Regions from separate parts of the Homo sapiens genome. Here region 2 is linked to region 1. A link is a loop called in an ENCODE intact Hi-C map of the cell type or tissue named here. Cell type or tissue: A673. All regions are shown on one strand. Each heading gives the region's core, and the rest is flanking DNA. Links, peaks and the distances in the headings are about the cores only. Region 1 overlaps GNG4 (G protein subunit gamma 4). Region 2 has its middle 8.8 kb from the start of B3GALNT2.

The links. A loop is a pair of places that touch in the nucleus more often than their neighbours do. Peaks named below come from ENCODE experiments on the same cell type or tissue, not always from the same donor. Only the 100,000 strongest peaks of a DNase experiment are listed, where the experiment ranks them.
Region 2: a loop joins it to region 1, with 2.7 times the contacts of the local background. A loop is called at or near these places in 11 of 110 quality-filtered maps.

What each region holds. Positions count from the first base shown.
Region 1 is chr1:235,634,420-235,639,798 of GRCh38, reverse strand. All of the region lies in intron 1 of GNG4 (G protein subunit gamma 4), which reads left to right. Among named protein-coding and RNA genes, the nearest start is that of GNG4, 13 kb to the left of the region's middle. In A673, for the core only: a CTCF peak has its summit at 3,223; no DNase peak of the experiment used is centred there.
Region 2 is chr1:235,510,594-235,515,972 of GRCh38, reverse strand. No RefSeq gene overlaps it. Among named protein-coding and RNA genes, the nearest start is that of B3GALNT2, 8.8 kb to the right of the region's middle. In A673, for the core only: CTCF peaks have their summits at 2,032 (motif pointing left) and 3,987; a DNase peak (open chromatin) is centred at 2,012.

The DNA.
Region 1 (5,379 bases), core at 283-5,282:
ACGGTGGCTCACGCCTGATATCCCAGCACTTTGGGAGACCAAGGCGGGCAGATCACCTGAGATTGGGAGTTCAAGACCAGCCTGGCCAACGTGGGTGAAACCCCGTCTCTACTGAAAATACAAAAATTAGCTGGTTGTGAGGCAGGAGAATCGCCTGAACCCAGGAGGCAGAGGTTGCAGTGAGCTAAGATAGTGCCACTGCACTCCAGCCTGGGCGACAGAGTAAGACTCTGTCTCAGAAAAAAAAAGCATACAACACGGAATTAAGAAAAGCTCCCACCTCAACACAGAAGGACACCAAGCCCGGCCCAGAAGGACAGGGAAGGCATCTGGAAGGAGGTCTCATGATTTGGCCAGATGGAACTATTGGGGCACAGCCAGTGCAAGGCGAAAGCCTTCCAGGCTGGGGGCTCTGTTTCAGCAAGGGAGAATGATTATGGCTCACATTAATTAAGTGCTTCCTGCAGCCCAGGCTCTTAGTGGCTTATGTTGTATGAACTACTTATTCCTGATGACTACTGTGGTAGGTAGAATCATGGTCCCCAAAGATGGCCACCCTCTAATCCTTGGAACTTGTGAATCTGTGAATCTTACACAGCAAAAAAGATTTTGCAGATGTGATTAACGGAAAGATCCTGAGATGGGGAGGTGATCCTGGAATACCTGGCAGGCCCAGTGTCGTCACAAAGGTTCTCATAAGAGGAAGATAGGCGCATCTGAGAGAGAAGGTGGGGGATGCTGCTGGGCTGGCTTTAAAAATGCAGGAGGGCCCGTTACTGGGTATATACCCAAAGGATTATAAATAATTCTACTATAAAGACACATGCACATGTATGTTTATTGCAGCACTATTTACAATAGCAAAGACTTGGAACCAACCCAAATGCCCATCAATGATAGACTGGATAAAGAAAATGTGGCACATATACACCATGGATTACTATGCAGCCATAAAAAAGAATGAGTTCATGTCCTTTGCAGGGACATGGATGAAGCTGGAAACCATCATTCTCAGCAAACTAACACAGGAACAGAAAACCAAACATCGCATGTTCTCACTCATAAATGGGAGTTGAACAATGAGAACACATGGACACAGGGAGGGGAACATCACACACCGAGCCCTGTTGGGGGGTGAGGGGCAAGGGCAGGGAGAGCATTAGGACAAATACCTAATGCAGGCAAGGCTTAAAACCTAGATGATGGGTTGATAGGTGCAGCAAACCACCATGGCACACGTATATCTATGTAACACACCTGCACGTTCTGCACATGTATCCCAGAACTTAAAGTAAAATGTTAAAAAAAAAAAAAAATGCAGGAGGAGCCACAAGCTCAGGATTGCAGATGGCTGTAGACACTGGAAAAGGCAGAAATACGAACTCTCCCCAGAGCTTCCACCCACAGCCCTCCTGGCACCTTGATTTTAGTCCATCGAGACCCATTTCAGACTTTTGAACTCCAGAACTGTAAAATAATAAAACTGCATTGTTTTAAGCCATAAATATATGGTAATGTGTTGTAGCCACAATAGAAACCAATACAACCATTCCTCTATTTTGAAGGGAAGAAAGCAGGAGGTGAAGGGAATTACCCACATTTCCGGAGCTAGAAAGGAGCAGATTCAGGCTCCAGGGCCTGCACCTGTCCACTCACCTCTCTTCTGTTCCTCCCGCCTGGAAGGGGTTTAAAAACAGCAGTCCAGCAGCTGGGGCTTATCGGAGACCAGGAGCATTGGAAGATGAAGCTGGCCAGATGCGCAGGCAGGAGCCAGGGTCCGGGAAGCTCTTCTTGGTCAAGTAGAGGGAAGTGGCTTTGCAGGCCATTGGCCTGGGCTCCTTTTCGGTGGTCTCCTCAAGTCTGTGCCGGACTGGGAGTGCCACAAGAGCAGAGGTCAGCTCCTTGGGCCCAGTGCACCCACATGTGGCTTCAGCCACAGAGTGAGCTGTGTGCCCATACAGACTGTGCCGCCTCTCTCCATTATCAGATGGTTTAAAAGTGCCACCCTGGCCAGGTAGTGAAGGGCAGACATCTGGTTAAGTGCCCGCAGCATCCTTATGCATCGAAAATTCTCCTATGTTCAAACATCTGTTTCCACCTCATCATTGTTTTCCTCATTCTAATTTTTTTTTTTTTTTTTTTTTTGAGACAAGGTCTTGCTCTGTCTCCCAGGCTGGAGTGCAGTGGTGCAATCTCGGCTCATTGCAACCTCCACTTCCCAGGTTCAAGCGATTCTCATGCTTTAGCCTCCCCTAGTAGCTGGTATTGCAGGCACGCGCCACCGCGCCCAGCTAATTTTTGTATTTTTCGTAGAGAAGGGGTTTCGCCATGTTGCCCAGGCTGGTCTTGAACTCCTGGCCTCAAGTGATCCCCCCACCTTGGCCTCCGAAAGTGCTGGGATTACAGGTGTGAGCCACCGCGCCCAGCCTCATTCTAATTCTTTAATATAAAGCATCCCCCATCTTCCAGCGTTTGACTGAAATAGGTGGTCAGAGGAATTTTTAGGTGGTGTTTTAAGCATTGTTTTTTTAAATAAAGGACACGTAAGCATAACCTGAAACTACTCCCGATATGTCTGCTCAATTTATATTCCAAGTATTTTGCAGGCTGTGCTTGGATTTTCAAAGGAGCAATCACTAGCATTTGATTAGCATTTTTCAGTTTGCTAAAAGCATTCATGTACCCTGTCCACTTGATCTTTACAGAAATGCCAGGAGGCAGGGATTTTTTTTTTTTTTTTTGAGACGGAGTCTGGCTCTGTCGCCCAGGCTGGAGTGCAGTGGGGAGGCAGGGATCTTTATCCCCATTCTTGAAGGAGGAGACTGTGGTTCAAAGGAGAATCACCATCAGGACAAGGTGCCTAGAGGAGCAAGGACGGCACCCAGGGCTTCCACTCGAACTCCACACTGTTCCTAGGGTATCCTCTTGCCCTAGGGGTAAGAGGTAGCAGCTGGGGTAGCAGGGAAAGACCTAGAATGCACTTACAAGGAAATAGGGTCCCAGAATCCAGTTCCGATGTGTCCCTCCCAGGTACAGAAGTACAACACTGGGGCATCCGCATGCCATCGCCTGTCAGTATTGGGGATCCCACCCTGCTTTGGGGGTTCATCGGATCTCTGGTCTTAACATGAGATTGTTGTATGGAGGAATGTGATTGAGGCTCACCAACATCTCAGGGCACAGGCAATTGCCCTGCTGGAGGACCCATGGAGATACGCAGGTCTCTGATGGGAGGTCTCTGATGGGAGGTCTCAGCGTGGGCACCGTGCCTCTGCGTGGCCGTGGCTTGCTGCAGGCACTGCTCCCCATGTGGCAAAGATGAGGGAATGCAGGCCTGCTGCTCAGTGCCAGCTGCTCTCCTCTACACGGGGCTCCCCTAGACCTTGCCCCAGGCCTCACCGCAGGACCTGGTGCCTTTGGGGTTCCCCTTTTCTGAGACCCCCAAAGAGCCTTCCTCAAATAAATCAAAGGCTTTAGCGTCTAAAACTTGTTCCTGAAGAAGGCTTTCTGAACCCGCTTTGGAAGTAAAAAGCAAAATTCCTCTTTGCACTTCTGTGTAATCGTCCTCATTCTCCTTGAGGCAGTGCGGATAACTCTGGCTGGTCAGAGGAGGGGCAGGTATGAGGAAGCACGGTGAAAACAGCCCAGCCCTGTCTCTCAGGATATTCTCCCTCTACAGAGAGAGAGCCAGTTCCTCCCTACACTAGTCTGGGCTTACCTGTCTAGCAAGAGGAGGGTTCCTGGCCATTACCTGGGTGTCCCCTGGCAGTGCAGCAATACCAGGTTCTCAAACACTAACTGGTTGGTTAAGGAGGTTAAGTTACCTTCAGTCTTCTGCCCTTCAGCTTCCTCAAGGTGGAAGGTGGGCCTTCAGAGCCACTGCAAGGGGTCTCTGAATACAGGTGCACAACCCAGGAAACCTGTGTAGAGCAATTGCGACTGCCATGTGTTTGTATCCTGCTGATTAATTTGCAAGTATGCATAGATGCCTTTGGGATTAATAAAGATGAATTTAAGTATGTTACTGAATTAATCACAGCTTTGTCGTGTTGTATCTTCTGTGGCGACAGATACTGAAAATACAGCCATGTATTAGTTGGTTTTGTGTTGCTATAAAGAAATACTTGAGGCTCAGTGATTGATAAAGAAAAGAGGTTTATTTAGCCGACAGTTCTGCAGGTTGTACAAGCATGGCACCAGCATCTGCTTCTGGGGAGGCCTCAGGAGGGCTCCACCCCCATGACTCAAACGCCTCCCACCAGGCCCCACCTCCATACATCAGGAATCACATTTTTCCCCGCCGAGATGGAGTTTTGCTCTTGTTGCCCAGGCTGGAGTCCAGTGGTGCGATCTCAGCTCACTGCAACCTCCACTTCCTGGGCTTAAGTGATTCTCCTGCCTCAGCCTCCCAAGTAGCTGGGATTACAGGCGCATACCACCACACCTGAATCATTTTGTATTTTTAGTAGAGACAGGGTTTCTCCATGTTGGTCAGGCTGGTCTCGAACTGCTGACCTCAGGTGATCCACCCGTCTCAGCCTCCCAAAGGAATCACATTTTAATATGAGATTTGGATATCCAAATATCCAAACCATAAGAGGCTGTAAGAGACTGCGTTTGTCTGATTGACTTTAGAAGGGACCTAATTTATAAATGTTTAAACTTTGCGCTTTAAAACCATTGGAACCATGGTTTGCAAAATCCTTCCATTTCTGGTGCTCCATGGTTCATTAACAATGCCATGTTCTGGTACATTTTCTAAATTTATTCACTGTCTATACCCGGCTTTGTATTGCCTTCCTCTATCAGCTGCTGACTTCAGCAAAGGAAGTATTTCTTTTTTTTGTTTTGTTTTTTGTTTTTTGAGACAGAGTTTTGCTCTTGTCGCGCAGGCTGGAGTGCAATGGCACCATCTTGGCTCACTGCAACCTCCGCCTCCTGGGTTCAAGCTATTCTTCTGCCTCAGCCTCCCGAGTAGGAGGCATGCACCACCACGCCTGGCTAATTTTGTATTTTTTAGTAGAAACAGGGTTTCTCCATGTTGGTCAGGCTGATCTCAAACTCCCAACCTCAGGTGATCCACCCGCCTCAGCCTCCCAAAGTGCTGGGATTACAGGCGTGAGCCACTGCGTCCAGCCAGCAAAGGAAGGCAGCCTTACTGTGGGGTCCTAATTAGGAACAAGGAGCCAGGCTGGTGGGAGCAAGGGAAAGCAGAAAGAAAATACAGATAAGCTATAAATCTGCGTTTCTTCATAGTCTAGGACACATAGCCCATCTGCGCAAATGACTCACGATCTTCCTGCACCCAGATATCACCAGACCCTCGGTTGATAGAAAAATGCAAGTTAGTTCACAGCCACCTTGACATTATCAATACTG
Region 2 (5,379 bases), core at 112-5,111, 120 kb after region 1:
ACTCTAGTTTTGACAATGGCTGGCCAAAGGATACTTTTCAGCTACTATAATCTACTGTAATGTACCAAGTCACCTATATGGAGTAGACATCTTCCAGGACTGAGGCCACATTCCATGATATTTGATGTGATTGATATTGTGGATTGCTTTTAGAGTTTGCTTTACGCTAATGAGGATAGAAAGAGGAAATAAAGAAAGCAACCGAGTTCATTAAACGAAAAAGGCAGAGGACTCTCAGGAGAAGGAATTTGAATTCTAGCACTTATCCAAACATGCAAAGAACCCCCTCTGGTCCCCAAATTTCCTTGTAAGAAAACTGCTCTCTGTGTCAAGCAGTGCCTAGAATATTGGATCTGAGACGTAAAGTTGAAGAATTACTGAATTAAGGTATGACCAAGGCTTTTTTGGTTTTGTTGTTTTAAAGCAATTCTTAAAATTAATATTTTTCCTTAATCATTTGAGATATATTTTCCAAAGGTTGAGGTTGCATATGCCACATTTTAATCTGGATGTCTTCATATTCATGTTTAGGGAAAAGAATGAAAATAACATGTATAAATTTTACCAATATGTTTTCTCATTTAATATTCAAAACAATCCACTGAAGTATATCCTGTGAGTCTCATTTCACAGATTAGGAATCTGAGACCTAGAGGTAAAGTGCTTGCCATGCTCAAGGCCACACAGCTAATAAATGCAAATCTGAGTTTTGAACTCAAATTTGTTTGCTGGATCTGCAGATAATATTTTGATTCTGTTTTTTCTCTGACAAAGATTTCTGAATTTTAAATTTTATGACATTAGATTCTGCCAAGATTCCCTGAATAAGGTGTGCTCATTCACTTTACCATTCCGAACTCCTAAAACTTCTTATCTTTAGACATCTCTAGTCCTATCTTTGATAACAAGAAATTTGCTGTTATGTGTCATAGGTTTTTGGTTTGTTTGTTTTGTTTCTTTTTTTGAGACAGAGTCCCACTCTGTTGCCCAGCAGGCTGGAGTGTAGTGATGTGATCTCGATTCACTGCAACCTCTGCCTCCTGAGGTTCAAGTGATTCTCCTGCCTCAGCCTCCTGAGTAGCTGGGATTACAGGTGCACGCCACCACGCCAGGCTAATTTTTGTTATTTTTTTTAGAGATGGCATTTCACCATGTTGGCCAGGCTGGTCTCGAACTCCTGACCTCAAGTGATTCGCCCGCCTCAGCCTCCTGAAGTGCTGGGATTACAGGCGTGAGCCATGGCGCCTGGCCTATAGTTTTTTAAAATGTTTATAATCTTCAATAGCAAGGTCCCCCAAAGTCTACTGAAGCTAGACTTGACTGAAAATTTATATACACAAATAAGAAATGTGTGCATATAGCAATGCGTGTGCTAAAACTGAAGGGATAGGCCAGACACAGTGGCTCACACCTGTAATCCAAGCACTTTGGGAGGCCGAGGTGGGCAGATCATTTGAGGTCAGGAGTTCAAGACCAGCCTGGCTAACATGGTGAAACCCCATCTCTACTAAAAAAAAATACAAAAATTAGCCAGGCGTGGTGGTAGGCACCTGTAATCCCACTCGGGAGGCTGAGGCAGGAGAATCTCTTGAACCTAGGAGGCGGAGGTTGCAGTGAGCCGAGATTGTGCCATTGCACTCCAGGCTGGGCAACAGAGCGATACTCTGTCTCAAAAAAAAAGAAGTGATAAAACTAATGGAAATTATTCTGTATTAGGAAGAAGATGGAAGTTCATCATTTTAAAGATAAAATGGCTCAGTGTGAAAATGCAACATATTTTATAATTACCCAAAAATTATTTTTTCTTTGAGAACCAAGAGATATTCTTTTTCACAAAAACGTGTATGAATTTTCCCAAAGTAAAATCTAAGTTGAAATCTCCTATTTTGAGTTTAAGCCTGTGGAGCTAACCTTTACCAATCTTAGTTGCCATCCAAAATCTCTAATTAAATTTTTCTCAAAAACCAAACCAAACCAAACCAAACGAGGCAAAAAGAGGCAAGCTCTTTACTGCCACCTACCGTCAGAAAAAAATAGCCCACTAAGTGTAAGGATAAATGACTTGCATGGAAAACTTGAGGCGTGGACAGGGAGACCATATGGTCTGGTTTGCAGATAGTTCCTGTTGTCTTGACATTTATCCATTTTAGCATTTGTCCTGCCCCCTTTTTCTCTCAAAACCTTGATTTAGATTACAAATTATATGGTTGTTACTGGCTGTTTCCATACATCACTTAAAATACTCAAGTCAGGCTTATCTCTCCCATCTAAATGCACACACACACTTCTTCAATCAGAGCCCTCTTCCCAGCTCCCATTCTTTCTCGTTCTGATCTTCATGACCAAACTTCTCAAAATAGTAATGCACACACCATTTCCACTTCATTACTTCTCATTCACTCCTCAACTCACAGTACTCTCCCTTCTGCTCTACCTATTCCTCGAAACTGCTAGTTACCTGGCCACTCTCAAATCAGCAGACACATTTCTGCCTTGATCTTGCTTCATATGTTGTCAACAGGCATGAGCCACCACGCCCGGCTAATTTTTGTTTTTGTTTTTTTTAGAGACAGTGTTTCACCATGTTGGTCAGGTTGTACGCTGTCGTCTGCACTCCCTCTGCCATCTTACATCTTGTCTTGGGTGACACATCCTCCTGTTTTCCTCCTATAGTCTGGATTCTTGTCAATGTCCTTTATAATTTTAACTTCCTCTGCTCACACCTAAATGTTGGTGTCTCCCTTCATCATCGCTCTACAGACTATGCCTGGGTAATCTCACCTTGTGAGTTCTACTGCAATCAACTTGCTAAAGATTCCCAAATTCATTGATTCACTCATTCATTCACTGTTTGTTCAATAAATATTTATGGAGCACCTACAAAATGCCAGTGACTTCTCCAGGTTCTGGGATATATCAGGGAACAAAACGGGAGGGAAAATTTCTGCCCTGTGTAGACAGTAAGACAATAAACCGCAAACAAAATAAATAAGTAAATTGAACAGTATGTTTAAGAGTGATAAGTGACACATGGCAGGTCGCAGTGGCTCACGCCATTAATCCCAGCACTTTGGGAGGCCGAGGCAGGCGGATCACAAGGTCAGGAGTTTGAGACCAGCCTGACCAACATGGTGAAACCCCACCTCTACTAAAAATACAAAAATTAGCTGGGCATGGTAGTATGCACCTGTAATCCCAACTACTCAGGAGGGTGAGGCAGGAGAATCGCTTGAACCCGGGAAGTGGAGGTTGCAGTGAGCCGAAATCACACCACTGCACTCCAGCCTGGGCAACAGAGTGAGACTGTCTCAAAACAAAACAAAACAAAAAAAGAGTGATAAGTGATACAGAATAGAGTAATAGAGATTGGGGATGGTGGAGCAGGGTTTTTTAATAGAAGGGACAGGGAAGGCCTCATGGAAAAGGCAACATTTTAGTTGACTTGAAGAAGAAGAAGGAATAAGCTATGAAAATATCTGGAAGAAGAGCAGAAGAAACAAAGTGCAAAGATCCCGAGGAAAGAATGTACCTGTCCTATTCTCGGGATGGAAAGGAGGCCAGGATGGTTCTGGAGCAAACTGAATGAGAAGGAGGGGAATAGAGGATGAGGTTAGAGGGGTTCAGGCCTGCAGATGACAACGGCCTGCAGATGACAATGGCCTACAGATGACAACGGCCTGCAGATGACAACGGCCTACAGATGACAACGGCCTGCAGGCCACTGTAAGGGACTCTGGTTTCCCTGTGAGAGAACAGAACTGGAGAGCCATTTGCAGGGTTTTAGGTAGAGAAATGACATCATCTTTCATGTCATTTAACAGAATCGCTGTCTTAGGTCAGGTTCCCATGGAAACATACTCTGAAACACGGGTTGTATACAGGTTTACTGGGGACTGCTCTTGGGAATGCCGGTAAGGGAGTGAGGAAAGCAGAATTGGGCGGAGGGAGAAGTTGGACTGTGACGCAGTTGCAAGAGAGGCCACGGGATGGCTCTTCAGAGTTACCCACATCTTTACACCGTTCCTTGAGTAGTCACTGGATGCAGGTTGTCTCTCAGGAGGGAGCTGTACCCTTGGGTGAGGCAGCCACCTTCAGCCAAGGGCAGTTCCCAGAGAGAGAGATTCAACTGAGACTCCTTTGCAGTCAACATTTTCCATCCTGAATTGGGGAGATGCACCACAGCATCTTAGAGTCGGCCTCTGCACCCTCAGATAGATCAACTCCATATAGAAGCACCCAGGATCCCTCTTCCATCTTCTGGTTGGCTCTTGCTACTGCAGCTTTTCTCAAGACTTGAATGATACTCATCATCTCCTCCGCTACTCCACACGGTAGATTTTTCCCCACCCCCAGTCAGTCTATTCACCACACAGCAATGTGAGTGTTCCTGCTAACACATAAGTCAGATCATGTCACTCCTTTGCTTAAAACCCACCATGTAGGCTGGGTGCGGTGGCTCATACTTGTAATCCCAGAACTTTGGGAGCTGGGCCGGCGGATCACTTGAGGTCAGGAGTTCAAGACCAGCCTGGCCAACATGGTAGAACCCCATTTCTATTAAAAATACAAAATGGCTGGCCATGGTGGTGCACGCCTGTAATCCTAGCTACTCTGGAGGCTGAGACAGGAGAATTGCTTGAACCCAGGAGGCAGAGGTTGCAGTGAGCTGAGATCGCGCCACTGCACTCCAGCCCAGGTGACAGAGCAAGACTCTGTCTCAAAAAAAAAACAAAAAAACAAAAAAACAAAAAAAAACAAAACCCCACCATGTAACTACTCCCCTTTCATTTCGGAGTAAAAGCCCAAATCCTTATCATGATTTATATCATATTCTTGCTAGGGACTACATCATCCCCGATTATTCTCCTCACCACTCACTCTGTTCCTGTTACACCAACCTCCCTCCTTGAGCACATTTTTGAAGGACAGTTTGGCAGTGTCTATTTTCCTACTCTTCTTGGAGAAGCCCGAGTCAAGATGCTTTCAGACTGAAATGTTAATGATTCTGTCTGCTAGTGTAAAGGTTGTCTTCTGCAAAGATTATCTGGTCGTCATATCACAGGCATTTAATTTAAAAGAATTCAACCATTGGCTTAAAAAAGAAAGAGAAGCAATCATTTAAATAGCACGCATTACTAGGGCAGCGTGTACCCACCCGAGGCAGAGTGCCAGGAGTCCTGAAAAGAATATCTGAATGATTTTAAGGTTTCCCAACTATTCACCAAAAAAAAAAAAAAAGTGAAATTTGTTGATTAAGTGACCAGGCAAGATGGTTTCCTTGAGGAAGAAAGTGAACAACTAAAGCCTGACGAGAAACTTTAATGATAAAGAATTAGAGGGCCAGGCACAGTGGCTTATGCCTGTAATCCCAGCACTTTG